2 separate regions of the Homo sapiens genome follow, and region 1 is linked to region 2. The links are chromatin loops, found by intact Hi-C in ENCODE. Cell type or tissue: PC-9. All regions are shown on one strand. Each heading gives the region's core, and the rest is flanking DNA. Links, peaks and the distances in the headings are about the cores only.

Region 1 (15,534 bases), core at 3,633-11,632, 57 kb before region 2:
TTGAGTCACAGGTAGGTGAGAGACAAATGGTTGCATTCTTTTGAGTTTCTGATAAGCCTTTCCAAAGGAGGCGATCAGAATATGCATCTATCTCAGTGAGCAGAGGGATGACTTGCCTAGAATGGGAGGCAGGTTTGCCCTGAGCAGTTCCCAGCTTGAATTTTCCTTTTAGCTTAGTGATTTGGGGAGCCCAAGAGATTTTCCTTTCACACCTCCCTATCTGGTCTCTTCCCTGTTTTCACTTGTTGACATACAGCATATGGGATTTGAGATCAATAGCACATTGTGCTGAGACACAAGCTCCAGAAGCGGTAAAGAGGGCACAAGGTGGCATCTCTTGGCCAGAGATCACAAGACTGCAATCTTCACCCATCTCTTCAGTGAGAGTCGAGACCAGCGATTCTCAATGCATTTGGGAAGAGTTAGCTTTCTTTTATTCCTTTGTTATGAATAAATAATATGTTTATGAAATATATGTTGTTTAGAAAAGGATCTACGTAATTAAATTTACTGCTGCTATTCTCTTAACAGGATAACAAGCTGGTGAAACAAAAAATACCATTATGCAACTCCAGATCACATGAGAGACACAGAATATTTTTCTACAGTGAAGTATCTAAAAATGTTACCTCTCTGTTAGAATTAAAACTTTTGTGTCTCTCTGAGTCCATCTGAAAGGCAGACAAAATCAATTAGCAACCCTTTCACCCTCTGGCAAAAGAGGAATTTCTGCAAGAATGCCTTCCAGAAGCTATCGGTTGTTTGGTTATTGGCTGTTTGGCTGTGTGTAGGCTTAGACACAACTTTTGGGCTTCCCTGGCGGACAGGAACTGGCTCCATCCTGTCTCTCCTCTACCTTTGTCGGCTCAGTTCTCCACCCCTGGGGCCAGGACCACTGCTCGTCCCTATTTGGGGTCAGCTGTCAGAAGACAGATCTGTTTAATATTTAGCTTTGAAGGAAATTGGCTGAATCAAAGATGAAAGGGGTCAGCTCCAAGTGATGGGGAAAAACAAAAACAAGTCTCAAGTGTTTCAACATTTCCATAGAAAAGTAAAACGATAAAGTCAATGTAGGTGAAAGAGATAGAGAAAAAATGGAAAGAGAGAGAGAGCTGGAGAAGAGAAAGAGAGAGGGAGAGACAGAGATTGAGAGAGGGAGACAGAGAGACAGGGAGACACAGAGAAAAACAGATCTCCAAATTCCCAAATATCATGTCGAGCTGCAAGACTGGCCGTTATTTCCAATGAATAAACAATTCATTGTAATTAAACAGATCTCATTTTATTATTCTCATGTGTGCTTGGATGCAGGCATAAAGTTCAGAAACACAAGTGATTCTCAGCTCTTCAATGACAGTCCTAGAACAGAGCTTCTCAACTTTAACACACATACTAACCACCAGGGAACCTTGTCAAAATGCAGATTCTGAATCAGTGGGTCTGGAGTGGAACCTGCAATTCTGCATTTCCACCAGGACCCCAGCTACTCCTCCTGCAGCTCTTCTGCCAGGGGACCATCTAGATACATTGTTTTCCTAAACAGCAAATGCATTTAGAGACTGCTTGTATGCGAGGACTTGTTTTAAAGTCATCCTCAGAATAAGGTGAAGAAGTAGACCATAAAGCTACATACATGACAATACTATGACGGGAAGGAAAGTGGGGTTTTTTTGTTATTTTATTTTATTATTTTCTTTTTGAGACGGAGTCTCATTCTGTCGCCAGGCTGGAGTGCAGTGGCACGATCTCGGCTCACTGCAACCTCTGCCTCCTGGGTTCAAGCAATTCTCCTGCCTCAGCCTCCCTAGTAGCTGGGATTACAGGCACCACCACCATGCCCAGCTAATTTTTGTATTTTTAGTAGAGACGAGGTTTCCCCATGTTGGCCAGGCTGGTCTCGAACTCCTGACCTCGGGTGATCTGCCTGCCTTGGCCTCCCAAAGTGCTGGGATTACAGGCATAAGCTACCATGCCCAGCCCTATTTTTTTTTTTTAAACGAAGGTGCCAGGCACAATGGCTCACACCTGTAATTCTAGCACTTTAGGAGGGTGAGGCTGGAGAATTGCTTGAGCTCAGGAATTGAAGACCAGTCTGGGAAGCACAGAGAGACCTCATTTCTACTAAAAATTTAAAAAATTAGCTGGGGGTCGTGGCACGCGCCTATAGCACCAGCTACTTGGGAGGATCGCTTGAGCTTGAGAGATTGAGGTTGCAGTGAGCTATGATTGTCCCATTGCACTCCAGCCTGGGCAACAGAGGGAGACCCCTGTCTTAAAAAAAAAAGAAAGAAAGAAGAAAGAAAGAAAGAAAGAAAGAAAGAAAGAAAGAAAGAAAGAAAGAAAGAAAGAAAGAAAGAAAAGAAAAAATAAATATTTTTCAAAAAAGTTTTGGGGCAATATTTTATGCAGCAATAGATAGTGAATACAATCGCTTGAGGTATTTTAAGATATGTGGAAAATAGGCCGGGCGTGGTGGCTCATTCCTGTAATCCCAGCACTTTGGGAGGCTGAGACAGGTGGATCACAAGGTCAGGAGATCGAGACCATCCTGGCTAACACGGTGAAACTCCGTCTCTACTAAAAATACAAAAAATTAGCCGGGCGTGGTGGCAGGCGACTGTAGTCCAAGCTACTCGGGAGGCTGAGCCAGGAGAATGGCGTGAACCCGGGAGGTGGAGCTTGCAGTGAGCCAAGATCCCGCCACTGCACTCCAGCCTGGGCGACAGAGAAGACTCGTCTAAAAAAAAAAAAAAAAAAAAGATCTGTGGAAAATAGAAAGGACTTGTCTTACTAGACAATCTGCCCCGTGCCAGTAACGACTGCTGGATGATGGAGGTTTACGTGCCTGTGGCCCTGGGAGGGTCACCTGCCCTCTTAGATGCCTTTTATCCTGCCCAATGCCTCCTTGAGCAAAGGCCCATCTCCTGGCTCCTGATCCCCATGATATTTTAGTGCCCGGGGAGATTTTTATCAGATTTGAGCTGCAGTGTCATATTTTCTGACTCTCGGTTCTGTTATTTCCAACAGGTCATCTGCCTGGTAAACAACCATGTGCCGGAATAACTGGAAGAACCAACATTTGTATCATATCTGACAGCTTTATTTATTTTCCAAATGTTTATTTGGAAACTTCTAGGTCTTTGGAGAGAACTGAGGTAACTGGCTAAGGTCACTCATTAAGGGAAAGGGAGATTTAAAACAGAACCAGGTATTCAGCCTCTGAGTCCTAACTCAGCAATGATAGGAATAAATGATTCACGGGCTAAGAATAAATAATTCATTGTAATTAAACAGATATTATTGACATTAGTCTGCCTGAAATTATAGTGAGAATTAAAATTAGTACAACTCATTTTATGTTTTTAAAAAGTTATCATTTCAGCGGTTACCAATTTAAATTGCTCCACCTCAGATATATGAAATTAACACAATTTTACTACAGGTCTAAAGGAGTTCTGGGTTGCCTGTTTATGTCATTCTGATCTTCTTTTCATTCACCGTTAATTCTTTTCTTGAAATTACATTTATTATAAGTCAGAAGTCAGGCTTTTTTTTTTTTTTTTTTTTTTTTTTGAGAAAGGTTCTCATTCGGTCTCCCAGGCTGGAGTGCAGTGGTGCAATCATAGCTTACTGCAGCCTCAAACTCCTGGGCTCAAGCAGTCCTCTTACCTCAACCTCTTTTATAGGAAAAAGCCACCACACTTGGCTAATTTTTCTAATTTTATTTTTTGTAAAGATGAGGTCTTACTATGTTGCCCAGGCTGGTCTCGAACTCCTGGTTTCAAGAAATCCTCCCACCTCAGCCTCTCAAAATAATGGAATTTCAGGCATTGGGGCACTGTGCCTGGCCAGGCAGGCTGCTTTCTAAGTACTTTACATATCAAAACTTGTTTAATTCTCATTAAAACTCCATGAGGTGGATTTAATTGTTTTCTCAATTTTATATACAGAGAAACTGAAGCACAAAGAAGTTAATTGACTCATCTCCTTATCAGTAATCTATTGCTACATAACAAACCAACCATATTTAGTGGGTTAAAACTATTGCGGCAGGGTGCGTTGGCTCACGCCTGTAATCCCAGCACTTTGGGAGGCTGAGGCGGGTGGATCACAAGGTCAAGAGATCGAGACCATCCTGACCAACATGGTGAAACCCCGTCTCTACTAAAAATACAAAAAATTAGCTGGACGTGGTGGCGGGCGCCTGTAGTCCCAGCTACTCGGGAGGCTGAGGCAGAAGAATTGCTTGAACCTGGGAGGCAGAGGTTGCAGTGAGCCAAGATTGTGCCACTGCACTCCAGCCTGACAACAGAGCAAGACTCCATCTCAAAAAAAAAAAAATTGCAATTGTTTCTTTTTCTCTCTCATCTACAATTTTGGCAAAGATCCACAGGAATCATTTGTACCTGCTTTCTGTGGTATCAAGACGAGCAGCTCATCTGGGGGCTAGAGGACCCACTTTCAAGATGTTTGACATGGCCGGTAAGTTGGTTTCTAATCTCCTGGGAGCTAGGGACCTCAGTTCTCTCTGTGTCAGCTTTTCGTCTACGGGAAGTTGAGCTTCCTCATAGTGTGGTGGCTGGATTCTCAGAAAGAGTGTTCTCAGAGGACCAGGTGGAAGTGCATAGCACTTTTATGACCTAGACTCAGAAATCACAAATTGGTGGAAGCTGTCACAAAGGCCAGCCTAGATTCAAAGACAGAAAAAATTGTCTCCATCTCTTGTTGGGAGAGTGGCAAGGTTCTAGAAGATTCTACAAGAGCATGCAGAATAGAAAATATTGCTGTGGCCATTTTTTGAAAAAGACATTTTTTGAAAAATCTGCCACACACTGCTAATTGAGATAGGGTGTATTCAAACTCAAGTAATCTCACTTCAGAGTCTATGCTAATCACACCCTAATACTCACTCCTCCTCTGATGCTTCTCCTGTGAGAGAAGAGTGGACACTCATCACTTCTCTAGTCCATAGCAGAGGGCTTTCTTATTGAGAGTTACAGAGATTTTGATCTCTGACTGAGAAAGGTATAGCTGTCTTCCTTTCAATTCCAAAAGTAAACAAAATAAAAATTTTAAAGTCCTTTTGAAAATAAAAACTTTGCAGGATCACCAGGCGCGGTGGCTCACACCTGTAATTCCAGCACTTTGGGACACCAAGGCAGGAGGATTTCTTGAGCCCAGGAGTTCAAGCCCAGCTTGGGTGTCTCTATTTAAATAAATAAAACACAAAACAAAACTGCGCAGGAGTGTTCTCACTCTTTAGTACACATCACAATCACCCAAGGAGGCTGCGGAAAATGTAGGTTGCTGCTTCCACTGCAGAGATTTTAATTCATAAGATTTGGGGGTTGATGACCAGATGCAACGGCTCACGCCTATAATCCCAGCACTTTGGGAGGCTAAGGTGGGAGGATTGTTTAAGCCCAGGAGTTCAAGACCAGCCTGGGTAACATAGCAAGACCCTATCTCTACAAAAAAAGTTTTTTAATTAGCTGGATGTGGTGTTGCATGCCTGTAGTCATAGCTACTCAGGAGGCTAAGGAGGGAGGATTTCTTGAGCCAGGGAGTTTGAGGCTGCAGTGAGCCGTGATTGCACTACTGCACTCCAGCCTGGGTGACAGAGTGAGAGACTCTGTCTCAAAAAGTAATAATAATAAGAAGAAGATTTGAGGCTAAAGCCCAGTAATCTGCATTTTTCTTCAGCATCCTGATATATTATGATGCAGATGATTAGCACCATGCTTTGAGAAGTGACTTCGACATTTTCCATTCTTTTTGGCTAGCCAGCAACTTTAAACACTCTTCCTGTGTTTTGAATTCCCTATCTTTCAAGTCCGCACCTTCCGACTTTCTCTAACTCCCTTGCAGAGAAACATTCTTTTCAGCCTCATTGGCAGCTAGGGTTCAGGCGATGTAGTCCAGACCTAGGCAACCAGATGCAGCCCCATAAGACTGCGTCGGAAGCAAATGCGTCCAGAACCCATGGTGCAAGCAGATACCGTTGGGGTTCCAGAGACAGAAGTAATGGCATTTCCAAGAGTAGAGTCCAGAACCCAGCATCAGAGGGCATTTTTCAGTGTCCATGCCCTCTACTAGGCCACTGTGTTCTGAGTACTCTTCCTGGATCCATTGCTTCTAAGACTGTTTTTCTGGCTCTTCCAGGGAACCTGTGAGTGGTTATGTATCTATTTTTCAATAAATTTCATTTACTTAAACTTACTGCAGATGGTTTCTGTTGTTTACAACTGAAGAAGGCAACTACTTGTATAAAGTATTTCTTGCCTTGAAGTTCTCCTTTTAATCACCCTCCCTAACAGCAAAGTCTATGCTTCATTTATAAAATGCTTCTGCTTTGGTATTGGTTTATGGTTGGTTGCTTCATATTGGTAAATAGGAAAGTATGTTTTTAGGATTTTTTTTTTTTTTGAAAGTCTCTGTCACCCAGGCTGGAGTGCAGTGGTGCAGTCTTGGCTGACTGCAGCCTCCACCTCCTGGGCCCAAGCAACCTTCCCACGGCAGCCTCCCAAGTAGCTGGGGCCACAGGTGCACACCACCACGTCCAGTTATTATTAGACAGGGTCTCCCTATGTTACCCAGGCTGTTCTCAAACTCTTGGGCTCAAGCGACCCTCCCACCCCGGCCACCCAAAGTGTTGGGATTATAGGCGTGAGTCACTGTGCCTGGCTGAAAGTATGTTTATATCTATATATGTTAGTACTTGTGCTGATTATTTTAAGTGTAAATGTCTTTTTTTTTTTTTTTTGAGATTGAGTCTCGCTGTCGCCCAGGCTGGAGTGCAGTGGCGTGATCTCGGCTCACTGCAGGCTCCGCCCCCGGGGTTCACGCCATTCTCCTGCCTCAGCCTCCCGAGTAGCTGGGACTACAGGCGCCCGCCACCTTGCCCGGCTAATTTTTTGTATTTTTAGTAGAGACAGGGTTTCACTGTGTTAGCCAGGATGGTCTCGATCTCCTGACCTCATGATCCGCCCGCCTTGGCCTCCCAAAGTGCTGGGATTACAGGCGTGAGCCACCGCGCCTGGCCTAACTGGAAATTTCTAAAGCACAGGGCTTCTGTCCCTTTGGCTGGTTTTGAATAACCCTGAGAACTCCACTATACATGAACACCTTCTTTATTATGAAACAAACATCAGCTACACTGGGTCTCAAGGTAACATAAGGATTTCCAAAATCAATTAAATGCTTAATTAACAACAAATGGTACTTGGTATAACATATTCCACAATAATAAAAATAATGTATCCAGGCACGGAGGCACATATCTGAAGTCCCAGCTACTTAAGCATCTGAGGCTGGAGGATGGCTTGAACTCACGAGTTTAAGACCAGCCTGGGTAACACAGTGAGACCCCCACCTCTAAAAATAATACTACTTTAAGAAGAAGAAGAATTTAGACAACACTGCAGTTTGTCATAATGAAATCTGATCTCTGACACTATTTGAGCCAGTCCTTCCACAGTGACAAAGAAAGAAAGGGACAGATAAATTCAGGGAACTGAAGCTGAAGAAACTTTATTTGTTTATGAATAACTAGATTAATCACAGTTCACCTAGGAAAGGCTCCCTCAGAGTCTGTCTGTATTTAGATAGGGGTTCATGCTAGAGTATGACTCATGGAAAGCCCCAGGGCCTCAGGAGAGTGAGCTGACTCAGATGTTGCTAGTGTTGGAATATGGGACAAGAACTGTTGTCCGATGGTACGTTATGAGACGGAATGTCACTGAACAATCTAAGTTAAGGTTATTTCATCAAAGAATAAAATAGAGGTAGGTTGAAAAGGAGAACAGAAGAAATAAGGCTTTGCTTCTTAAAGTGGCTTTTTCAATGATCCCTCTGAAGGTCCACTTTCTTTTGCTAGATAGTATTGTACTCACATTTCTTTTTCTTTGTTTTTTGTTTTGTATTGTTTTGTTTTTTGTTTTTTGAGATGGAGTCTCATTCTGTTGCCCAGGCTGGAGTACAGTGGCACAATCTCCACTCACTGCAACCTCCACCTCCTGGATTCAAGCAATTCTCCTGCCTCAGCCTCCCGAGTAGCTGGGATTACAGGCGCATGCCACCACGCCCGACTAATTTTTGTATTTTTAGTAGAGACAGGGTTTCACCATGTTGGCCAGGCTAGTCTCTAACTCCTGACCTCAGGTGATCCACCCTCCTTGGCCTCCCAAACTGTTGGGATTACAGGCGTGAGCCACTGTGCCTGGCCTCACATTTCGTTTATAGACGAAATAATATAAACTCCTGGGGCATAAACACAGCTCATTATCCTGAAACTCCAATAATCCATAGTGACAGCATGATAAAATAAACTAGACCTCAGTGCAGATGGTAAACATGGTGTGCTGCTTATTAAAACATAGGCTGTCGAGTCTAAACCCATCCTATTGTCATCGGCTTCCTGAGGCTGGGTGGCGTTTATCCTTTGCCAGCTGACTTTGTCTGAGGCTCTGCCATTAGGGGGCGGTAGAGAGGGGCTGTGAGGCTGGATGAGGGAGAAGAGAAAGGCTGCTTCCTGTTTGCGTCTTTCTCTGGGCAGTAGCAGTTTGTTCCAGTAGCAGACACTGATTCTAGTCGGCAGCTTTTCCAGCACTCCCAGAACAAGCTTTATTATGCCTTCCGAGCAACACCTGACAGGCACTGTCCTCGGAGGCTGAGTGTCAGCCCCTGGGGCCCCTCAAAGTTCCCGAGGCACCAGCATGGCCCGCTTTTCACAGGTCTAAATTTTCGCTCCATGGACTCTTCCTCCAAACTTCTATGTTTTAGTCATTTCATCCTCTTTTCTTTGATCTTCCAGCTTTAGGGGCTGTAGCTGCCACGAAGCAGTTGATACCTTAGTATTCCCTTTTTGCCTTTAGAATTCCTCAATACCTGGCTAACAATTGCTTCTATTAAATCCTCTCTTCTAAAAAGCTGGTGTGGTTCCTACCTCCAGCATGGACCCTGATGACACAGATGGTCTCCTCTGTCCTCAGGTACATGAACATTGAGATCAGCACTGGCTTGAATCTCAGGACACAGTTTCTTGACAAACATACTGGAATTAGAGGCAGGCTTAATGCAGGCATGTTTGTCACTTTTAGTCAATTTAAACTTCCATGAGTTTAGGCTGGTTGCAATGGCTCACACGTGTAATACTAACACTTTGGGAAGCTGAGGAAGGTGGATTGCTTGAGCTCAGGAGTTTGAGACCAGCTTAGTCAACATAGTGAGTCCCCACCTGTATTTAAAAAATTAAATTCAATTTTTAAAGTTATAAATAAACTTCCATGATTTAAAGAACTGTGTTCTCAATGTATTATAATTTTCTCTTTGAAAAGTCCTGAGCCAAGAAATCATTGAATTTCCTGATGTAGAAGAAGAATGTCATCCCAAAAAGCTGAGGTTATTTACCCAAATGTATACTGTGTATTAGTACCAAGGACAATAATTCTATATAGTTCTTTTACCTATACCATTTATAGAACCTCAGAAAAAAAGTCTCAGTGGAAAGTTTGACAATTATATTACTCTTGGGATAATTTGGACAAGTTCTCTTGCCAAAGACAATCAGAAAATCTGGGGAAATTATTTTTTCAATCTCCTTGAAGGTACCAAAAAGCTAACCAAGATAAGATTTAGTTAAGCCAAATCATGAATAAGACGGAAGCCTCATGGGTCTGGGAGGACAAAAATAGGTGTTCCAGGCTCATGAAGTGTGGAACACTCTGGTGAGCCCTTGGATCTTTAATTGAGACCCAGAAAGGATGAACACTAGAAGAAAAAAAAGTCAGTCCTCAAATAGATTTCTGCCCAGTTTCAAATAGGATGACACAAAAAATTCCAGTCCCTGAAACTGGATTCAGGTGATTCAAAAGTACTAGCACACTGAGGTACCTGGAAGAAGAAAAAAACTTCATATAAAACATTAAACAGGGGATTTGAAAAGGAATCAAATAGAAATTCTAAAACTGAAAAATACAAAACCAAAATTATGAGCTCAATGAATAGACATAACAGCAGTTTAGACAGAGCTGAAGAAAGTATCAGTGAAATGGAAGATAAACCAGAAGAAAATATATAGCATGAAACACAAATAATCAAAAGGATAGAAAATACAGAAGTGAGGATGAGAAAGAAAATAATCTCCTAAAGAAGGTTAGAGATGCAGGAAGAAATGAAAAATGACATAGAATTAAGTGGGTAAATCTAAAGTAAAGTTGACTATACCAAGGTCAGAGGGGGAATGAGAAGATATAGATCAAAGTTTACAAAGTAGCAGATATGTAGGATTGACAAGTTGAAAGATCTAATGTTCAACATGAAGACTATAGTTAATGGTGTACTGCATTCAGGATTCTTGCTAAATAAATAGATTATAGCTGCTCTTGCCACAGTGGGAGGAAATGTGTAACTATGTGAGATGATGGATATGTTAATTTGTTTCACTATGGTCACCATTTACTTTCTTCTCTCTCTGTTATATATGTACAAACCATCATATTATATACCTTAAATATATACAATAAAATTTATTTTAAAAATAACTGAACAAGACAACACTGTTAAAGTTTTGTAGTCTTTAAAATACGTATAGAATTACAATTCCCACCCCCTCCTCATTTTCATTTTTTATTTACTTTTATTTTTTATTTTTTGAGACAGAGTCTCACTCTGTCACCCAGGCTGGAGTACAGTGGTATGATCTTGGTTCACTGCAACCTCCGCCTCCTGGGTTCAAGCAATTCTCCTGCCTCAGCCTCCCAATTAGCTGGGATTACAGGTGCCCACCTTCACGTCCAGCTAATTTTTGTATTTTTAGTAGACATGGGGCTTCACCATGTTGGCCAGGTTGGTCTCCAACTCCTGACCTCAGGTGATCCGCCCATCTCTGCCTCCCAAAGTGCTAGGATTACAGGCGCGAGCCACTGTGCCTGGCCTCATTTTCAAAAGAAAATAAAAATAAAAAGAAGAAGGAAAAGAAAATTATGCCTAAAATATGACCTGATCAGAAATTCCTTCGGGTTGTCTTCCATGGGGAGAGCAAAGGCTTTCCTTTTTTATCTGCCAGTGACTCTTTAGCAGAGTTTAAGATTAGGTTCCAGAAAGTCTGGAAAATACTCAGAAAGCCAAGAAGTAGAGGTGGAGATCTTTCTTGCTCCCAAGGAATAGTAAAAAGAGTTGCTATTATTAAGTGCTTACTATATTTCAGGCACTGTTGTAAATGCATGGCAGATTTTATCTCATTCAATTCTTATTGTAGTCTGATGAAGTAAGGTTTAATTTTCACAGTCTGTTTTATAAATGAGGAAATGGAAACAAAGTGTTAGTAAATTATTAAAGTGACAGCTAGAGTGAGTGGGGACTAGAGTCTGAAGCATCTTGTACTGCTGCTATTCACAGATCCCCTTCCAACTTCACTCCTTACAATTCTTCACATACAATACCCCTAGTAGTTTCTGCAACCTCAGACTATTTAGCACCACTGCTTCAACTGGAAAAGGGGCTCTTGTCTGGGTTTTCAGAGGCCGTGGATTCTGATTCACGTTAGTTTTCACGTTAGGGAAACTGTGTGTGGGTCACTAGCATTGAGTAGCTGGAGGTTGCCAGCATCCAACTGATTGGTGGTCATCAGGGTGAATCCTAGAGGCATTTGAGACCAGTCATGGTGCCCAGAGTATCATTCTTCTTATGCTAAATACTGCCTTGGCAACAGAAAGAAGTCATTCTTCCCTCTTTTCATGGGATGATAAAAGCCAGAGAGAGAGAGACTAAACTTCCATATATTTTTGTAGCAGGGGATGAGGTCTTCTAATTTCGAAGCTGAACTCCATTGGCCTCTGTTTGGAGACAAGACCTGGGCTACTGATGTGTTCTCTCCTGTTTTGCATTCAAGTATCCTAGAGATGTGCCCTTTGCTGTGATACCAGTAGTCATTTGTGCACATATTTACTAATACTTATATCTCAGCCTGTTTTGCATTGATAGAATGCCTGAGGCTGGGTAATTTATAAAGAAAAGAGGTTTATTTGGCTCACGATTCTGGTGGCCGGGAGGTTCAAGAGTGAGCAGCTGCATCTGGGGAGGGCCTCAGGCTGCTTCAACTCATGGCAGAAAGCAGAAGGGGAGTGGGTGTGTGCAAAGAAATCACACAGCAAGAGAGGAGGCCAGAGAGTAACTGAAGAAGCCAGACTTTAACAACCTGCTCTCTCAGGAACTAATCCATTCCTGTGGGAGCCAGAACTCACTCCCTTCATGATGAATGGGGAGGAGGAGGCATTACTCTACTCATGAGAGATCTGGTCCCATGGCCCAAACACCTTCCACTATGCCCCACTTCCCAACACTGCCACATTGGCGATTGAATTTCAACATGAGTTTTAGCAGGGTCAAACCACATCCAAACTATAGCACCTTATATCAAAACTGAATTGAACTTTATTAAAAATCGAATGCAAGGAGGAAAGAATAGGATCTAAAAGTTTGGTGGGGCCCATTCCCTACCTCTATCCTTTAATTCAGTTGCTTGTTGTGTTTGCGGTTTTGCCTGAGGACACACAATTGCCCTGTCATGGCCCTCACCACTCAGGAACTTCCAGATTCCTTCATTCAGGTGGATCTGCCCTGCCAGGATGAGGCTGGCCTCTCTGTCTTAGTGCTCCCACAAAATCCTGTGACCTCAAAGAGATAGGGGAGGTCTTTACACTGAGGGCCACTGCCAAAAAAATTGTAATTTTGTTGGGCATTTTAAAATGCATTTTTTTTAGGAGTGAACATCTGGAAAGCTCTTTCCCCAGAAAGCTGCATGGCAAGAGCTATTCCTCCCACTAGGTCTTTGGCAAATGCCTGTCCTAACCACTCTATCAAAAATTATAAGCACCCCCCAACTCTCAGTGGTCTATACCTGACCTTGTTTTAGTTCTCTACACAGAACTGATCTTGGGATGACACATACAATATTATACTTGATTATTCCCATCTCCTGCCTTCATAAGGGAAGGATTTCTGTTTTGCTTACTGTCATAGTCGCATAGCACAGAGGAGTGCCTGGAACTCTGTAGAAACTCTGCAACTATTTGCTGAATGAATTATTGTATACTGCTCAGAAATTAACCCAATATTATGCTCATTGAGACACACATGCACACACACACACTTTGAAGTGCAAGGATGTTTGTGCCTCAGCATAGTTTGGATGTTCTGTATGTAGATATATTTTAGTCTTGGAAAATGCTGAAATACTAAGGGTTTATCCATGTAACTATGGAGTCTCACGCAGGATCACCTTACCTCATTGGAACAACGTGGTCCCTCTCACCATGGCCCTTTGCTTGAGGTGAAATGTATTCACCTTCTCTTTTTCTTTCCTCCAACAATCTATTTTTTCCTCCCTCACACACACAGTCCTTGACCTTTTACCCTTGGTGAAAGCACTGATTCAGCCTTTACAGAGGATCTGGGTGCAGTGAAAGAGAGGGATGGCCCACCTCTCAGTCTGGGAGGTGCAACCAGGATTGAGTCTGAAGGTGTTTCGGAGATGTGGGAAGGTCTGTGATCATGCCAGACACTCAGCATGGCACTGGACTTGGGTCCAAATGCCTTCACATTAGTCTGACCACAATTCACACAAAGGCTTTGAGGATCTAATTCTGCATTCAGAGATCAGCCTTGTTTATAAGGCAGCTCACAGTTCAATGAACGTCATTCTTCCCCAGAGAGGTGCGTTGGGCACAGACAACCAAGTTTGGCAGCGTGCATCTCTCAGAGCAATAAATATCTGACACACAAACAGATGACAGCGATGAAAATGGTGCTCTCTTTGGGAAAAGAGCCAGATAGCAAAAGGACAATTTCGGAAGTGGCCCATTATCTGCTGTGACCAACTTTGAGCCGACAAATACATCAGTTGTTGCTATACCTTTTTCTTCAAAATTCTACCTAGCAGGGACTAAAATGAGTTTTTCCTTAATAAGGAATCAAATTCCTTAAGAATTTAGGAAGATCTAGAGGAATCAAATTTCTCCAGATTCAATGTAGCTCTTGAGGGAATAACACTCTTCTCTTCATCACGTGTTTTCTCACTTATCCTTGAAACTTCACATCAAACCCTCAAAACCTGTAACAAACGTGTTTGCTCCTACTGCTGTTGGCGCCCTGGGTATCTGGGGTCCCAGCCCTAAGACATCCCTCTAGGCAGCAGAAACAAGGCTGCCCTGGTGACGTGGGGGCATGCACTTTGTCTGGGGTTTATGGTTCAATAAGCAGAAGTGACTCACTGAAATAAGAAAGTGGCTCGAACCCGACAGGGGTGCAATCAATATGGATATTTTGGGCTGCCCTTCATGCTTCAGCAAGTGTCCCGGATGCCTGTTATCGTCCTCTTTGTTCACCCTTATTGTCCGGACAACCTCACAATAGAAACTGCATACACTTCAGATCCAATCACAGTTTAATAAACCCACTCTTCCCCGCTAGCTCTTAGGAAAATGTATACACTGGCACAGAAAGGCCTGTCTGTTCAGCTCAGTGATAGGAGACGGGAAGGGAAAAAATGCAAAGCCATTTTGCTTATCGTCTCCTTTTGCTCCTGTTTCTCCAGGCACCCTCCGGCAATCTCAGCTGAAATCTGGCTTTAGAGCTACTTAAGCCAGGCTCCATTTCCTCCTGGTGACACATTCCTGATAGCCCTGCCCCGATGGCAGTCAAACACTGGAGGGCTATGGGCTCTCCGCTAGGCCAGTTGACTTCAGATCTCTACCTTTGTGTTCTCTCTTTCCTGCTTTCATTTATAGCCCTCTCTTTTCAGGCACACATACAAACACACATACACACGCACACACACACACACAGAGAGAGAGAGAGAGAGAGGAAACTTTTTAGGAATATTGCAAACTATTTAACTCCATGGTCAAAATTTTTTTCTTCCTGTCCTTTTTTTTTCTTGTTCTATTATTTCCATCCCCTTCCTGTGGTTTTGCTCCTGCCTGGATCTGCATTATGCCGAGTGCAGGGAACATTCTGTGCTCTATAGTCTGTCTCCAGCCTTTATGGCAGAGCTGTTTCCTGGCTTCCGATATCACTCGCTCCCCTCACCAGCAGAGCCCTTTGAACCTCTCGTTAGCATCTATCACTTTCCCGCTCATAACTTTGTGATTCTGCACACTTGGCGATCTCATCTTCTAAACTGTAAGCTTCCTAAGGGAGGGAGCAGGATTGTACTCATTTTTGAATCTCCAAGTACCTAGGAACATGCCTTGCTTTTGCAAATGGTTTTGATGAATGACCAAATGAACATCTACAATGAAACCTGTTCTCTTCCATTTAGCTCTTTCTGTTGTTCTTCAGCATCGTCACCAGTGGAACATATAAAACGCAAGGAGGTGAGATTTGTGCTTGTTTAGTATAAATGCGTTTGCTGGTTAAATATATATACATATATATTTATATGTATATACACGTATATATTTATATATATACAAGTATATATATTTATATATACACATATATATTTTTATATATATATACACACACATACATACA
Region 2 (15,534 bases), core at 2,760-10,759:
TTTTTAATTGAGGTGGAATTTCGCTCTTGTTGCCCAGGCTGGAGTGCAATGGGGCAATCTCAGCTCACCGCAACCTCTGCCTCCCAGGTTCAAGCGATTCTCCTGCCTCAGCCTCCTGAGTAGCTGGGATTACAAGCATGTGCCACCATGCCCGGCTAAATTTTTGTACTTTTAGTAGAGATGGGGTTTCTCCATTTTTGTCAGGCTGGTCTGGTCTTGAACTCCTGACCTCAGGTGATCCGCCCACCTCAGCCTCCCAAAGTGCTGGGATTACAGGCGTCAGCCACTGCACCCAGAGCGACTATGATGCTTTTTAACCCCCCATTTTTCCAGTATTATTGGGGGACTGAAATTCTCAGCCTTTGGCAAATGTGAGTCATTTTGTCTTAAGATTTCATTGTTGGTTGTAAGGAACAGGAGAGGATACAAAGGTCACGTTTCAGGGTATTACCTTTATAAAGTTAGGTTTGGCTAAGCAAATTTCCTCCTGTCTTTCCTATCTTATGTAGTGAGATAATGTCCCTTGTTTCCTTAATACCATTTTCTTAAGGAATTTCAATGTGTGTTATAATTCCTTGATTGTAGCTCCAGTCATGAGATCCTGCTGCTTGCTCAAAGTTGCGACCTTAGTTAAGTCATTGAAACTTTCTGGACCCCAGATTGCTTTTATGTAAAATGGAGGAGTTAGTTAAATAATCTGAAAGTCTCCTTTTCAATAAATAAATGCAGCAGAAATCCCAGCCCCAGCCTAAATTGTGTCCATCCTGGGGATTCAAGTATGACCCACTGAATCTGGGAAACTAGGAATACAAGTCTTGGAAAATCCTAAGGAAAAAAGTAGCCGGATAGAATGAGCCAGAATCATGATCTCTATCACCTGAATTTTCTCTCAGTCCCCATCCCCCAGCAACTCCTCTGAAATCCTTTGTCAATGGTGACAGCTGTAAGTAAAACTCAAAAGACATGTCCCACTAAATTGCTGTAAACATGCCTAATTCAGAAGGGGAAGAGACACTTTCTTTCCTCTGTCCCATCACAACATACCAGGCAGAGTCGGCATATCGAAGGCTCTGGAATATCCTCTCCAGTTAAATATGCAATGGAACAAACAAAAATCCCCCTCATTGGAAACTCACCAGCCACCTCTGCCAACCAACTTTTCAAAAATCTTTAAGATCTAAACTTCAGGTTAAAGATAGTGAATTAAAAATATACATTTAACTCTGTTCCTTCCTAAAACACCCCTAGCCTGACAGAAGGGAATTTTCTAAAGGGTCACAAGGTTGGGAAAGGAGATGATAGCAACTGAACTTTGCATGTGGAAAAGTTAAAGAATGACTGGAGATTGATTCCGAAGACCAAAGAATGCTGAACCCTCAGCTCCTGCTGAGAAAGATGAAGATAACCACATTTGCACCGAAGACGCCCCCACAATGGCTCTGATAATGATAGCACCACGTACCTCTGGGAGTGGGGGTGAAGGAGAGACTGAAATAAGAATTGGTTAAAAGTGGTTAAGACACAAAAGCAGATTCCCTCTTTCATCACATACAGCTAAGTAACCGTCTTTTTCCTATCCTGCGGAACACTGCAGGTTTATTCTCTGCATGGAGTGAAAGTTGAAGGGACATCAAATCACTTGAGACCTGGGGGACAGGGGGCAATGGCTCACACACTGTGGGAGGCCAAGGCCGGAGGATGGCTTGAGCCCAGGAGTTCAAGACCAGCCTGGGTAACATAGCGAAGACCCCACCTCTACAAAAAAATACAAAAATTAGCCAGGCATGGCAGTGCTTGCCTGTGGTCCCAGCTACTCGGGAGGCTGTGAGGTGGGAGGATCACCTGAACCCGGGAGGTTGAGGCTGCAGAGAGCCATAATTGTGCCACTGTATCCAGCCTAGGAGACAGAGTGAGACTGTCTCAAAAAAAAAAAAAAAAAAAAAAATTCAGCTGAGACCTGGGGAACCCTTCTCAATGTTAAAAACCCACAGCTTTCTTCACACATTCAGCTTTAAGGCCCAGACTTGCCATCCAAATAGAAGAACAGAATCTGACCAGACCAAAAGAAAAGACTTACAGATACAGCTATTGTTCAGGCAGACCCTCCCACAGTGAAGCCCACAGTGACAGGCTCCTCCAACAGCCACAGACCCTCCCATCAGCTTTGTAATAGCCCAACTTAAATAGGAGCAGAAATCCTAGGCTCGCCAGACAACTGAGCCTAGCCCACTCAATACAATATATATATATATATATATATTCATTTGTAAATATTTGTTTTCTCTTCCCCTCAGCTAGGTATAAATCCATGAAAATGGGCCAGGATGCATCAATGTATATTTGGGTAACACAGAGCTGCTTAATCATAGGTATTTCACACACAGAGATGAATGAGTGATAATGGCTGAAATCTGCAAGAAACAATGTAGCAGAAGCTGATTGGTGAAAATAAGAAACTAATTTAGGTGTACTTGGGGGCCTCCCTGAAATATTCAGAGGAGAGTGTACTTTACAAGTTGCATCAGAGGTCCTGTGTGAGCAAGTGGTGGGCAAGGACATAAATTTATTGATACTGATGTTAATGAGAGTCATTTACATATTACAGATAGCCTAATGAGTCTCAGTGACATTTGGGTGACTTAAATAGCATTGTTGATTTATTGAATGTTTTCTACATGTTAGGTCCTTGGCAAAGCACTTTACATACAATCTCTTAATTAAACCTTACAACAGGCCTGTTAACATATTATCCCCATTTTACAGATGAGGAAACTGAGATTCAGAAAGGTTAAGTAATTTTTCCAAGTTAATTTGCCGATCAGTGAAAAGGTTGGAATTCAAACACCTGTCATCTGACTCTAAAACCCATTTCTGCCTTTCGCACCTCACGCTGTCACAAAACACATCAATTTTCACTTAATATAATGTGATCCTGCCCCATAAATCAAGAAGTCTCTGACAATGTGATTTTATATAAAATAAATTATATAACTAGATTCTCTTATAAAAATAAATTATTTAACTAGATTTCTAATATTGTGCAGCTAATGATTCCATTTTTTCAAGTATTACAAATAACATTGCACAGAACATCCCGGCACAGAAAAGTTTTTGCATGCTTCCCTAATTATTTCCTTAGGATAAAATCCTGGAAGTGTTCTTACTTCAAAGACCAGAAACATGTTGAAGGCTTTGATAATGCCCCAGGCTAAGTTTGTACACATGTAGGCTCCCAACAGCCGCCCCCGACATGCTCATTTCATCACACTCTTGCCAGCATGAGTAATTATAATCCTTTTCAGCCTTTGACATTCTGATATGTAAAAAATGCTGTCACTCTTTCATTTGCATTCCATTGACTGAAAATGAGCTTGAAAGTATTAACTATACACTTATTGAATTTTTCTGCTTTTTGGCAGAGATTTTCCCCACTTGTTCCTTGAGTTGTCGATCTTATCCTTGCTAATTTGTGTTAACTTTTCATATAATAAGAATACCTTTTGCTTGGAAATGTTATCGCCCCATTTGCCATTTGTCTTTAAAGTCCCTTTAACTCCCCAAGAATCTCTGCTTTACATATCTGTATTCCTACAAATTTGATTCTCATTTTGTCTGGATGGTAATGGCAGTGTTGAGATTGAAAAGGAACATTTTATCAGTGAAAGGGCAGCATGAGCTTCTGGAATCTGGAGTGGGGACATGGATCAAGGAGAGACATCAAAGGATCATGGGTTCATGGGTTCAAGACAGAAGAGAGATCAGAAGGGTGTGTAACTGAAGAAGATGGACAGGGGAATAGAGAAACAAATAAAGGATGTATTCAAATAGCCATGAATAACCTTGTAAAAGCTTTATATCTACCTGGTAAGAAAATGTTGGCAATGAATTCAAACATAGGATCCCAAGAAAAAAAAACAGGTATAACAGTTTTCTTCTTTCTTTCTTTAGAGACAGGCCATCGCTCTGCCACCTAGGCTGGAGTGCAATGGCACAATCATAGTTCACTGTAACCTCAAACTCCTGGGCTCAAGTAATCCTCCTGCCTCAGCCTCCTGAATAACTAGAACTACAGAAGCATGTCACCACACCTGTTTATATTTTTTCAAAAAAATTTATAGAGATGAAGTCTCGTTATGTTGCCCCAGCTGGTCTTGAATGAACTCCTGGACTCAAGCGATCCTCCTGCTTCAGCCTCCCAAAGCATAGGGATTACAGGTGTGAACCACTGCACCCAGCCAAGGTATAATCGCTTTCTTCACTTTTAAAAAAATTGGATCAATATAGAAGCAGTTTCTTTAAAAGGATCTTTAAAAGGGGGCCTCCTCCCTCTGCACTACTTGGTCAGTTTATAAGTGCATCTGTGTAACCTTGGAACAGAAACAAACAAGAGCAGGCCCTGTATACACCCAATCTGATGTCAACTAGCTTGTTTGCCAACTTGAGGGTCCAGATTCTCAGCTACAAAAATCATTTGCCTCAACCCATTTCTGCACCCCTGGAAGACTTGTACTTTTTTTTTTTCAAACTTACAATTTTGTTTTTAAATAAAGAACAAAAAATTAGTTTAGAAGAACTGAACCATGTATAGAATGAACTATGTACCATTTATTAAGTAACCACAAATGATAGAAAGGCATAGCATGCTTGTTATGAACCTTTGCAAAATACATCAAGAAGGCCTGGACCATGTTCTTTTCCTACATCAACATCCCAATATTTCCTTCATCTATGTAACTGTCTTTATGTCTGTTCCATACTTGTCTATTTCCTCCTTTGATATGAGTTTGTACCTTAATGTGCCTTCCTATAATCACAGAGGATATGTTAGTAGCACAGACTTCTTAATTCCCATAATCAAAACTTTGTCTTAAAATTTAAACATATGTTATTTATCCTAGTTTTCATTGATTTGGCTAATACTCCTGATATTTGCTGCTAAAATACTGAAATTCTGGAGATTCCCTTATTTTATTTTATTTTATTTTATTTTATTTCATTTCATTTCATTTCATTTCATTTCATTTCATTTAGAGACAAGGTCTCACTCTATATCCCAGGCTGGAGTGCAGTGGTGCAGTCATGGCTCACTGCAGCCTCAACCTCCCTGGGCTCAAGTGATCCTCCCACCTCAGCCTCCCAAGTAGCTGGGACTACAGGCATGTGTGACCCCAAGCCCGGCTAATTTCTGCGTTTTTTTATAAAGATGGGGTCTCACCATGTTGCCCAGGCTGGTATCAAACTCCTGGGCTCAAGCGATCGCCCTGCCTTGGCCTCCCAAACTGCTGGGATTACAGGTGTGAGCCACTGTGCCAGGCTAGATTCATTTTCTTCTAAAGCAAATACACTCTTCCTTCTAAAAACTTTAGCTGGGCATGGTGGCACGTGCCTGTAATCCCAGCTACTCAGGAGGCTGAGGCAGGAGAATCGCTTGAACCCGGGAGGCAGAGGTTGCAGTGAGCAGAGATCGCGCCATTGGCACTCCAGCCTGGGCAACAAGAGCAAAACTCCATCTCAAAAATAAATAAATAAGTAAATAAATAAATAATAATAAAATGAAAACTGCAGCCTTCCTTGTACTAAATAAAGGAAAGAGTTTTTAAAATCTTCCTAATTTTTGGAGGGAAGACATCACATTTTAGTCTAACCTTCACCCCATTAATCATGTAAAAGTTATTTAGTTGGTTGTTTTGCAATCCCTACCATGAAAAGTTTTCTCCCCTAAGGCAAATGGGAGCAAAGGCAGTTTGCTTGCTGCTCACTGGGTTTTACTTTTTAACTCTTCAAGTTGCACTCTGTGGTGTCTACGTGTACGATTTTATAGAGCAAAAAATATTGTTTACCTTGGTTTACAGATTTCTAACTTGCCAAGTTGATACATTAGAGCACAAATTAATTTTCTAAAACCAAAATCCTTCAGACAAAAGGACGTTGAGATATGAATAGATGTCTGATTGCTCTAGTTCCTATCCAGACTGAACCTTTCTTATCCTGTTAGGCTGTGCAGTACCAAGGGTTAACGTGACTGTGATGCAATCTCTCAGACATTCTCCACTCTCAGACAAAAGAAGAGAATGAGAGTGCAGGGGCAGAAATGATAAGTATGGAGTCAGACAGTTCAAAGATTTGCAGAGTTTGAACAACAGTGGCGACCCAAGGAGGACAGATAGTGAGTCAGGAAAAGTGTCTGCAGTTACAAAGCACTTCCAGAAGGATGAAGTGTTATATCGCCCAATATTTTGTGGACTTGATCCATTGCTTAATCACACTCTTACAAACTGTTTTAAATTCAGACTACAGGAAAATGTGGGGAAAGCTTATCATAAAATAAATCAAAGGGAAAATTAGATTCACTTCACCAAAACTCAGCTTATAGTTATGAGTCAATGTGGGGGAGACCACACCATGACATGGATTCCAGTTGAAATCAGATCTGAATCCAGAGGTGTTGAGTTACGGAAAATCCAAGGCAGGGCACTTGCACCTTTTTTTTGATGATTCATTTTAATTATTACTGACTTTGCCATTGAGACCTATGCTCTAGGGTCCCTCTCCAATATGCATTGCCCCATTTCTTTCTTGCTAACAGTACCTCTGTTTTGCTCATCCTTATCTAAACAGTCACTTCCTTTCAGGGAGGCTGAGCTCTTTCTCATTCTTCAAGGATGAAGTTGAGTGATGTCAATAATCAAAGTTTTCTAGGTCCCCTTAACATTCTAGTATTTCGGGGGTTTTTTGTTTTTGTTTTTGTTTTTGTTTTTTGGAAGCAGAGTCTCACTCTGTTGCCCAGGCTGGAGTGCAATGGCGCAATCTCGACTCACTGCAACCTCTGCCTCCTGGGTTCTAGCAATTCTCCTGCCACAGCCTCCTGAGTAGCTGGGATTACAGGTGCCACCACATGCCCAGCTAATTTTTGTACTTTTAGTAGAGATGGGGTTTTACCACATTGGCCAGGCTGGTCTCGAACCCCTGACCTCAGGTGATCTGCCCGCCTTGGCCTCCCAAAGTGCTGGGATTAGAGGCGTGAGTCACCACGCCTGACTGTATTTCCAAAGTGTGGGGCCAGGGGATATCTGAAAGGCATGTGAGAACATACTCCAGCAAGGCACTCTTGAGGGGTGCTCATGACCCTAGAACTAAGAAGCTATCTGGCAATCATGAGATGCCACACCTAGAGACCTGGACAACACATTAAAGATGTAGAAAGAGTGACAGCACCCAAGTCCTTGATGACAGTGTTGAGACATCCAGACTTTTGGTTATGTAAAAAGAGAAAAGTCTGTATACTTTAAGATATTTTAATTGGGTTTCAGCTACAAGCATCCTTCTGCTACAGTTAGCGTTCAGTTTAGACACTGGCAGTGGGTAGACCACTCCATTATTTTATTGTCTGTACATTTTGTGGTAGAAAAAATTATTCAAATGTATCCTATAGCATGAGATTTTTCAGTGATCTAATTAACAACAGAAAACCTAGCTTGGCATCTCTATGAGACATTCACTCAATTTCTCTCATCATACTTTCACTCAATTTCAGAAGAGCAGAATTTGTTCTCTTTTTAAAAACAATTTTTTGGGCCAGGTGTGGTGGCTTATGCCTGTAATCCCAGCACTTTGGGAGGCCGAGGCAAGCAGATCTCCTGAGGTCAGGAGTTCAAGACCAGCCTGGCCAACGTGCTGAAACCCGGTCTCTACTAAAAATACAAAAATTAGCTGGGCGTGGTGATGGGCACCTGTAATCCTAGCTACTTGGGAGGCTGAGGCAGGAGAATTGCTTGAACCTGGGAGGCGGAGGTTGCAGTGAACCAGGACCACACCATTGCACTCCAGCCTGGGCAACAAGAGTGAAACTCCATCTCAGAAAAAAAAAAATTTTTTTTTGGTAGGAAGGGCAGCACTTCATTCCATAAAATAGAATAAGTAGAACTTATTCTCTATTGCATATTCAGTCAAAAATTTATTTTTTTTTATTTCAATAGGTTTCTGGGGAATAAGTGGTGTTTGGTTATATGAATAAGTTCTTTGGTGGTAATTTCTGATAATTTGGTGCGCTCATCACCCAAGCAGTGTACATTGTACCTAACGTGTAGTCTTTTATTCCTCACCACCTGCCACCCTTTCCCCCAAATCCCCAAAGCCTCCAAATTAAAATTTTGATTTTATGTTTAACTCTGAAGTTGTTAGCACGCTGTGACCTAACATTGCTAATTGAATTCATTCAGCGTATTTTTAAAAATTAAAAAGATATTTGTAACATCTGATATCATAATATATTTAAGAGCTATTTCTTAGGTGAGGTGCCCTTATTGGCCAAAGGAATTTTTATGTGGAATTTACTCCATCACCTTTCTATAAGCAACCAATGAACTTCCAATTTCCTAGATTGACCCATACAAAATGGTCAATTTTATAGGTTAAAAATAGTTGAAGACCTTCAATTTTATATGATTCAACCTATAAAATCTGAAACTTATTCTCCATAACATCACATACCACTCTGAAAAGTCTGAAATGTAAAGACCATGCTTTAATACAATTGATCATTTCTATGCCATTCATCAACAGAATTTTAAAAGGTTTTGCCAACAAATGACTAGTTAACCTGTGGTCATTCCGCTGTTGAGTATCTCCCATTGGCAGGATGTTTGCCTTGGTCTGACCCAGAACTAAGTTTGAACTATCTATCAAATTAAAAATAGAAAGTAAGTAAATATAAGATTAAATGGTAGGACACATCAGTGCTCTTGTGAAGATGTTGGAAAAACTCAATGAATGTCAGTGATCTCTTTCCTGGTGAAAAACTTATAACTATATTTTTTTATTTGGGGAAATTCTAATATTATAATTGATTACTATTAAGATAAGTCTTAAACTTATAATATTTGACTTGACCTGGCATGGTGGCTGACGCCTGTAGTCCCAGCACTTTGAGAGGCCAAGTCAGGAGAATCACTTGAACCCAGGAGTTCGAGCCCAGCCTGGGCAACATGGCAAAACCCCATCTCTACAAAAAAAAAAAAAAAAAAAACACAAAAACAAAAAAATGAAGCAGGCTTGCCAGTAGTCCCAGCTACTCAGGAGGCTGAGGTGGGAGGATCCCTGGAACCTGGGAGGCAGAGGTTGCAGTGAGCTGAGATCATGCCCCTGCACTCCTGCTTAGGTGACAGAGTGAGACTCTGTCTCAAAAATAAAAATAAAATAAATAAAAATAAGAATAAATAAATAAAATTGTTAAAAATTTGCCTTAGTAATTTAACTTTTAGAAATTTATCCTAAGAAAACAACCAGACAGGTATTAGATAGATGATAGATAGATAAATAGATAGATAGATAGAAAGACAGACTAAGTCCAGTGGCTCACGCCTCTAATCCCAATACTTTGGGAGGCTGAGGCGGGAGGATCATTTGAGGTCAGGAGTTCGAGAGCAGCCTGGCCAATATGGTGAAACCCTGTCTCTACTAAAAATACAAAAATTAGGCGGGTGTGGTGGTGTGTAATCCCAGCTACTCAGGAGGTTGAGGCAGGAGAATAGCTTGAACCCAGGAGGCTGAGCTTGCAGTGAGCTGAGATTGCACCACTGCACTCCAGTCTGGGCAACAAAGCAAGACTTTGTCTTAAAAAAAATACATTGATAGCTAAATAGGCATAGATAGATAGATAGATAGATAGATAGATAGATAGATAGATAGGCAGACATATAAGGATGTTCATTGAAGCTTTATGTATAATAATGAATTTGGAATAAATTTAATTGGTAATAAACTATGGTGCTTCCAAATAATGAAATTCTTTGTAGCCATTAAAAATGTTGCTATAGATCCCTATTTATGCTGTAACCTGCTCCATGCTGAGCCACATTCCTGGTTCCCCTCCCTGCATTGCTTTTTCCCTAGCACGAATCCCTCAAATGTGCTCTGTAATTTATTCCTTCAATATCTGCATCCTTATCTGTAACTACCCGCTAGAATGTAAGCTCAGAGAGGACAGTGTTAAGTGTCTTTCTTCTTGGATGTATCTCAACTGCCCAGAAAAATTCTTCACAAGAGTTCTTGAGTAGGCACTCAATAAATATTTGTTGTAGGAGAGCAACTTAGAACCAGAATTTCTGTGCAAAGAAGTATAAACATGTTCAAAACCTCTAGGGCATCCTATAAAATTGTTTCTATGGAGATATATATACATTCACACTTTAAAAGGGACTTTTTAAAGCACCATGAAACATGCTCAGAGATGATAGATCATCAATATCTCCCCCCCGTTTTAGGATCTTCAGCAAAGCATAATGTGTTTTTTTCTATCAGAACTTAAAAGAACACTTTGTTCTTCCACAATCTTTTTTTCACTGTATGAACTTAAGACTGTTTTTTAAAAGTAAGCTCCTAGGATTTCCCTTTACAATCCAAATAGTTCCCTGACCTAGTCTAAAAGTCCTAATAAAGAGTTATTTTGAGATTGACTTTTCTTTTGTAGTTTTATATTTATTGCGTTTTAAGAAAGCATCTCCCAGAAACATTGCATTAACAAAATAAAATCTAGGCCGGGTGTGGTGGCTCACACCTGTAATCCCAGCACTTTGAGAGGCCGAGCCAGGCGGATCGCTTGAGCCCAGGAGTTTGAGACCAGCCTGGGCAACATAGGGAGACAATGTCTCTGCAAAAAGATATAAAAATTAGCCGGGCATGGTGACACGCAACTTTACTCCCAGCTACTTGAGAGGCTGAGGCAGGAGTATCGCTTGAGCCCGGAAGGCAGAGGTTGCAGTGAGTTGAGATCGCACCACTGCACTCCAGCCTTGGTGATAGAGGGAGACCTTGTCTCAAAAATAAATAAATAAATAAAATAAAAATTAAAAAGTAAAATATACTAGCAATATTGGTTTACAGAGGATAGTTTGTATATAACTTACTCATAATATTCCACTTGGTCCTTTGTCATTAGTGACAAAACGCCCTGTTCTCTGTACAACTAAAACAGTCCCCCAATCAGTAGCAGAGGGTCTCTCATAAGGAAGGAGTGCCAGCCCAGGAGTGAATATCACTATGAGACCATCTTTAAGACAGAGCTGGAAGGCCAGGGTTCCATGTCCACAGGTCTGGTAGAGCTAAAACTCAGGAAAATGCCAGTTTGAAAGGCTGTGAATGGAGAACCAAACCAATAACTTGGAGAGTTCCAATGTGAGGAACACACAGAAGTCGATTCCTGATGCTACTCGAAGCCAGACCTGCACCGGGCTGAAGGAGCTAGAAGTCCTGTTCTGAGTTAAGCTCCCTCTCCCACTATTGCTAGGAGCTCCCTAAACTTGAACATTTATTTGCAGAGAGCATCATTGGTGGGTACAGAGCACATGCCCCATTGTTCAGACCTGAGGTTTGGAGCCTGCAATAGTTTTTCTCACATATTAAGGTTTTTTAAAGCCTTCTTCTTTTTTTGTTTTTGGTTTTGAGATGAGTTCTTGCTCTGTCACCCAGGCTGGAGTGCAGCGGCACAATCATAGCTCACTGCAGCCTCACACTCCTGGGCTCAGGTGATCCTCCCACCTCAGCCTCCTGGGACTACAGGTGTACGCCACCACACCTAGTTAATTTTTTAATGTTTTTGTAAAGACAGGGTCTCACCATGTTGCCCAGGCTGGTATTAAACTCCTGGTGGTCTTCTTGAAGTTGGTTTCTGGGACTCCTCAGGCCGGATCTATGACAAAAGAAATAGTCATGTATTTTACTTTTACTGAGCTTTTATTTTATGTTATAATTGTCTTGTACCAGGTGGCTTTACAAACACAGCCTCATTAAATATTTACGACAGAGTTCTATGAGGTGGCCATTATGATTTCTCTCTATTTATACTGGAGGAAAAATAAAACACAGAAAGGTTGATTAACTTACCCAAAGTCACACAGCTAATAAAAGATGGAGCCAGGACTTAGAAGTCAGCTCTGACTTAACCATTGTGGTATTCAGTGTGTCCCAGTTAATGCATCCCACCCAGAACTGATGAGCATTTTCTCCTCATTCAGAAACAAGAATAGGAACAACCACCCCTCACTCTGCAATAACCAGAGGAAGCAATTTACATTTTATACGCTTGCCTTTAAAACTCTGTCTTTTGAATGTTTTAAAAAAACAGTCCTGAAATTTCAGTGAAATTAAGACATGTTTAAAATAGGTTGGCTCTCATCCTTGGGACCCTGTTGTTGGCAAAGTGGTTTCACGATTGCCAGTTGTTGAGAGAGTTATCTTTTATGTCCTAAAAGAAAAGACTCTTTTTCAAATGTAACTTCACTTCTCACGTTCTGCCTAGCCAAAATGTATTGCTATTCTGTTAGTCACTAGTGAATTGAAAGGGTTGTTTAAAAAAGAACCAAAATCTGCATAAATACGCAGATAAGTTTAGAGATCAAGTAAAAGCTCTCAGAATCATTCATTGTGATGCCTGAGAGCTGAGATTTCCCCCATAGGCAATCCAATAAAAGAAACTTGACTACTGAGATAAAGCCCAGACCTGTGTCCTGTGCCGGCTCCTGAAATCAGTGGGACTGGCATTCTCACTCTCTGGCATTGATGGGAAAGAGAAAACTCAACCTAGATTATCATGAAATTATTCCTGATGCCTGGTCACATGAACTCCTGAGCCAACAGATACCGTTAACAAAGAGGGTTGCTGAAGCTGGGACTTGTGCCATCAGTCTGGTTTCAGAATACTTTTTAACAGTAGATTGGGTGTGGTGGAGGAGGGAAGGCTTGGAAGGGAAGTTAGCAAGGTCAGAGAATGAAGAGGCTGTATGCTGCAAGCAGCGAGTGTTCTAATACTCTCAATACACTTTGAGACTTAGTCGTATCATAGCATATTTATTTTGAGTTTTCCATAGTGCATTTTACTGAGGTCCTTTGACAACAGAATATTTCAAAGGTGTGTGTACAAATATGGTTTTGCTGTTGCTGAAAATGGTGCCACAACCTGAGCCAATGGGATTATTCTTTCCCATTGTCCTTTTCCAATGTCATATATATATATATGTGTGTGTGTGTGTGTGTGTGTGTGTGTGTGTGTGTGTGTGTATGGAGTGGGGGAGGGGGTGGTCTTACTAGGTCTTACTAGCAGGTTCTACTTTCTAAATCCTCTGGAAAAAAAATCTCACAGTCAGTTGAATTTGGTTACACTTAAAAGCTGTTTAAGGACTTCTCTGTTATAAGTTGATTTGGCCAGGTGCAGTGGCTCATGCCTGTAATCCCAGCACTCAGGGAGGCCAAGGCGGGCTGATCACTTGAGGTCAGGCGTTTGAGACCAGCCTGGCCAACATGGTGAAACCCCGTCTCTACTAAAAATACAAAAATTAGCTGTGCGTGGTGGTGTGTGCCTGTAATCCCAGCTACTCTGGAGGCTGAGGCAGGAGAATCACTTGAATCCGGTAGGAAAAGGTTGTGGTGAACTGAGATTGCTCCAGCCTGGGTGACAGAGTGAGACTCCATCTCAAAAAAAAAAAAAAAAAAAAAAAAGGTGATTCAAACATCTGTCCAAGCCTGTGGTCTTGTTACTGTACTCTTGTCCCACTTCCTCATCCAAGCAGGCTCCTAGAAAGAAATATACTCCAGCTGTCTCAACTCCTTCATGTTCCATATGACACCTCTGCCCACTGCAAGCCAAGCTTACACTGCAGTTACTCTGTAGAAACAGTCTGGCAAAGATCCCCAGAGACTAATGTGACCATATGTCCTTGTTTGCCCACGAACACATGTTGTCCTGCTGTAATTATTAATAGCCCCTCTCTGTTCACTCTCAAATGTGTCCTAGTTTGCAGATAAATTAATTGATCTCTCTACCAATTGCCAAGTCCCAAAGACTCTTTCCCGTTTCCATATTGCTTGATCACTGCAGCAACTGGCACTGTTATTCAATCCCACAATAATAGAACTCTTCTCCTTTGGCTTCCACAGTGTCTCTCCCATATCTCTGTTCCATCTAGGTTCTTTTTGTGAGCTTCTCTTCCTTTCCAAGCCTCTTAAATGTTGGTGACCCTAAAACGTTATATTATAGCCTCTTGTCACTTTATGTAATCATCTTAAAAGATCATCTATTCCCGCATCCTTAGCCCCAATGTACAATCTTATGACCCTCTAGTCTCTCTTTCTCCCTCTCTCTCTCCCCAAGACAGTTCTCTTATGCTCCATTTCTTCACCTGATTGTTCCACTAGCATCATAAAATCAATGTCTTGGCCAGGTGCAGTGGCTCACGCCTGTAATCCCAGCACTTTGGGAGTCCGAGGCAGGTGGATCACCTGAGGTCAGCAGTTTGAGACCAGCCTGGCCAGCACAGTGAAATCTGTCTCTACTAAAAATATAAAAATTAGCCGGGCGTAGTGGCAGGCACCTGTAATCCCAGCTACTTGGGAGGCTGAGGCAGGAGAATTGCTTGAACCCAGGAGGTGAAGGTTGCAGTGAGCCGAGATCGTATCATTCCACTACAGCATGGGGGACAGAGAGAGACTCTCTCAAAGAAAAAAAATCATTGTCTCCAAAGCTGAGCTCCTTACCTTTCCCTTCAGCTCTGCTCTTCCCCTTTTTATAAACCATGGTGAGCAGTAGGCATTCTGCCTCTGCATCTTAGCCATGGCCTCACTGTGTCCAGCCCAGCACTGCCTGATCAACCCTTTGCCAGACAACTCTCAGATCCATGGGGATAAAAGCGTGTTGTTTTAAGTCCCTGAGTTTTGGAGTGACATTTTTGCAGCAATAGCTAACCAAAGCAGAAATTTAGTCTGGGAGTGGAGTCCTTCCATAAGTAAAACTTGACATATGTAGTATTGGCTTTAGGACTGGGTGGCAAAAGGTGAAGAAGTTATTATAGGCATCTGGAAGATGGTTATCAAAGTATTATAAAGGGCTGAAACAATGCTGACCTATTGTATGCGATGGTAAAAAAAAAATTGGTAAAACCTATGATAACTTGGAAGATACACAGGGTACTTAATGAATTTATGGACTTGGGCAAGGTAATTTTTTGAAGTGTTAAAATTATGAAATGGTTACATTTAGCTATATATGAATAAAGATCTAAAGGAAAGAGCTAAAGGATTAAAAAGGGACCAAGACTTATCCAAATTAAAGTCTCTCACCTTCTCTGGAAAAGATGGTAGTCTTAAAAAACAGCTCAGCCACCAAAACAGGACGTTTCTAATGCTCTCTTCCAAAATGGTCAAGAAAGATGATGGAAATGAAAAGGCATCCTAGAATGGGGAACCAAGAGCCATGACTACCAAAGGAAGAGGAAGGAAGCAGAGCTCAGTCTCATCAGGGAACATTCCTGACTGAGAGCAGGAAGCCCTGGCAACACTTTCTAAGTGAGATTTCAAAACTGCTACAAGTCAGTGCTATGTGCCTTCCCTTCTTCCCTTTTCTGATGAGTGTGTTTGTTGTGTTTATCTTGTCCCTGTTTTCACAGGACATGTATGCAGAAGACAACGTGTCTATCTAATTCATATAACTCTAAGTTCAGAAAAGCCACATTTGGACTTGATATAGATGATGGAATCTTGGACTTT

The links. Peaks named below come from ENCODE experiments on the same cell type or tissue, not always from the same donor. Only the 100,000 strongest peaks of a DNase experiment are listed, where the experiment ranks them.
Region 1: it touches region 2 in a loop (5-fold over the local background); 2 of 110 quality-filtered maps call a loop at or near these places.

Annotation. Positions count from the first base shown.
Region 1 is chr10:29,112,514-29,128,047 of GRCh38, reverse strand. No RefSeq gene overlaps it. Among named protein-coding and RNA genes, the nearest start is that of LYZL1, 170 kb to the left of the region's middle. In PC-9, for the core only: a CTCF peak has its summit at 8,426 (motif pointing right); a DNase peak (open chromatin) is centred at 7,617; H3K27ac peaks cover 1,267 bases.
Region 2 is chr10:29,055,070-29,070,603 of GRCh38, reverse strand. LOC107984174 (a long non-coding RNA gene) reads right to left here and starts at 12,549. Exons shown (of 3, transcript XR_001747284.1): 1 at 12,497-12,549; 2 at 11,614-11,686. In PC-9, for the core only: a CTCF peak has its summit at 6,221; DNase peaks (open chromatin) are centred at 3,273, 5,723, 6,073 and 6,393; H3K4me3 peaks cover 628 bases; H3K27ac peaks cover 2,071 bases.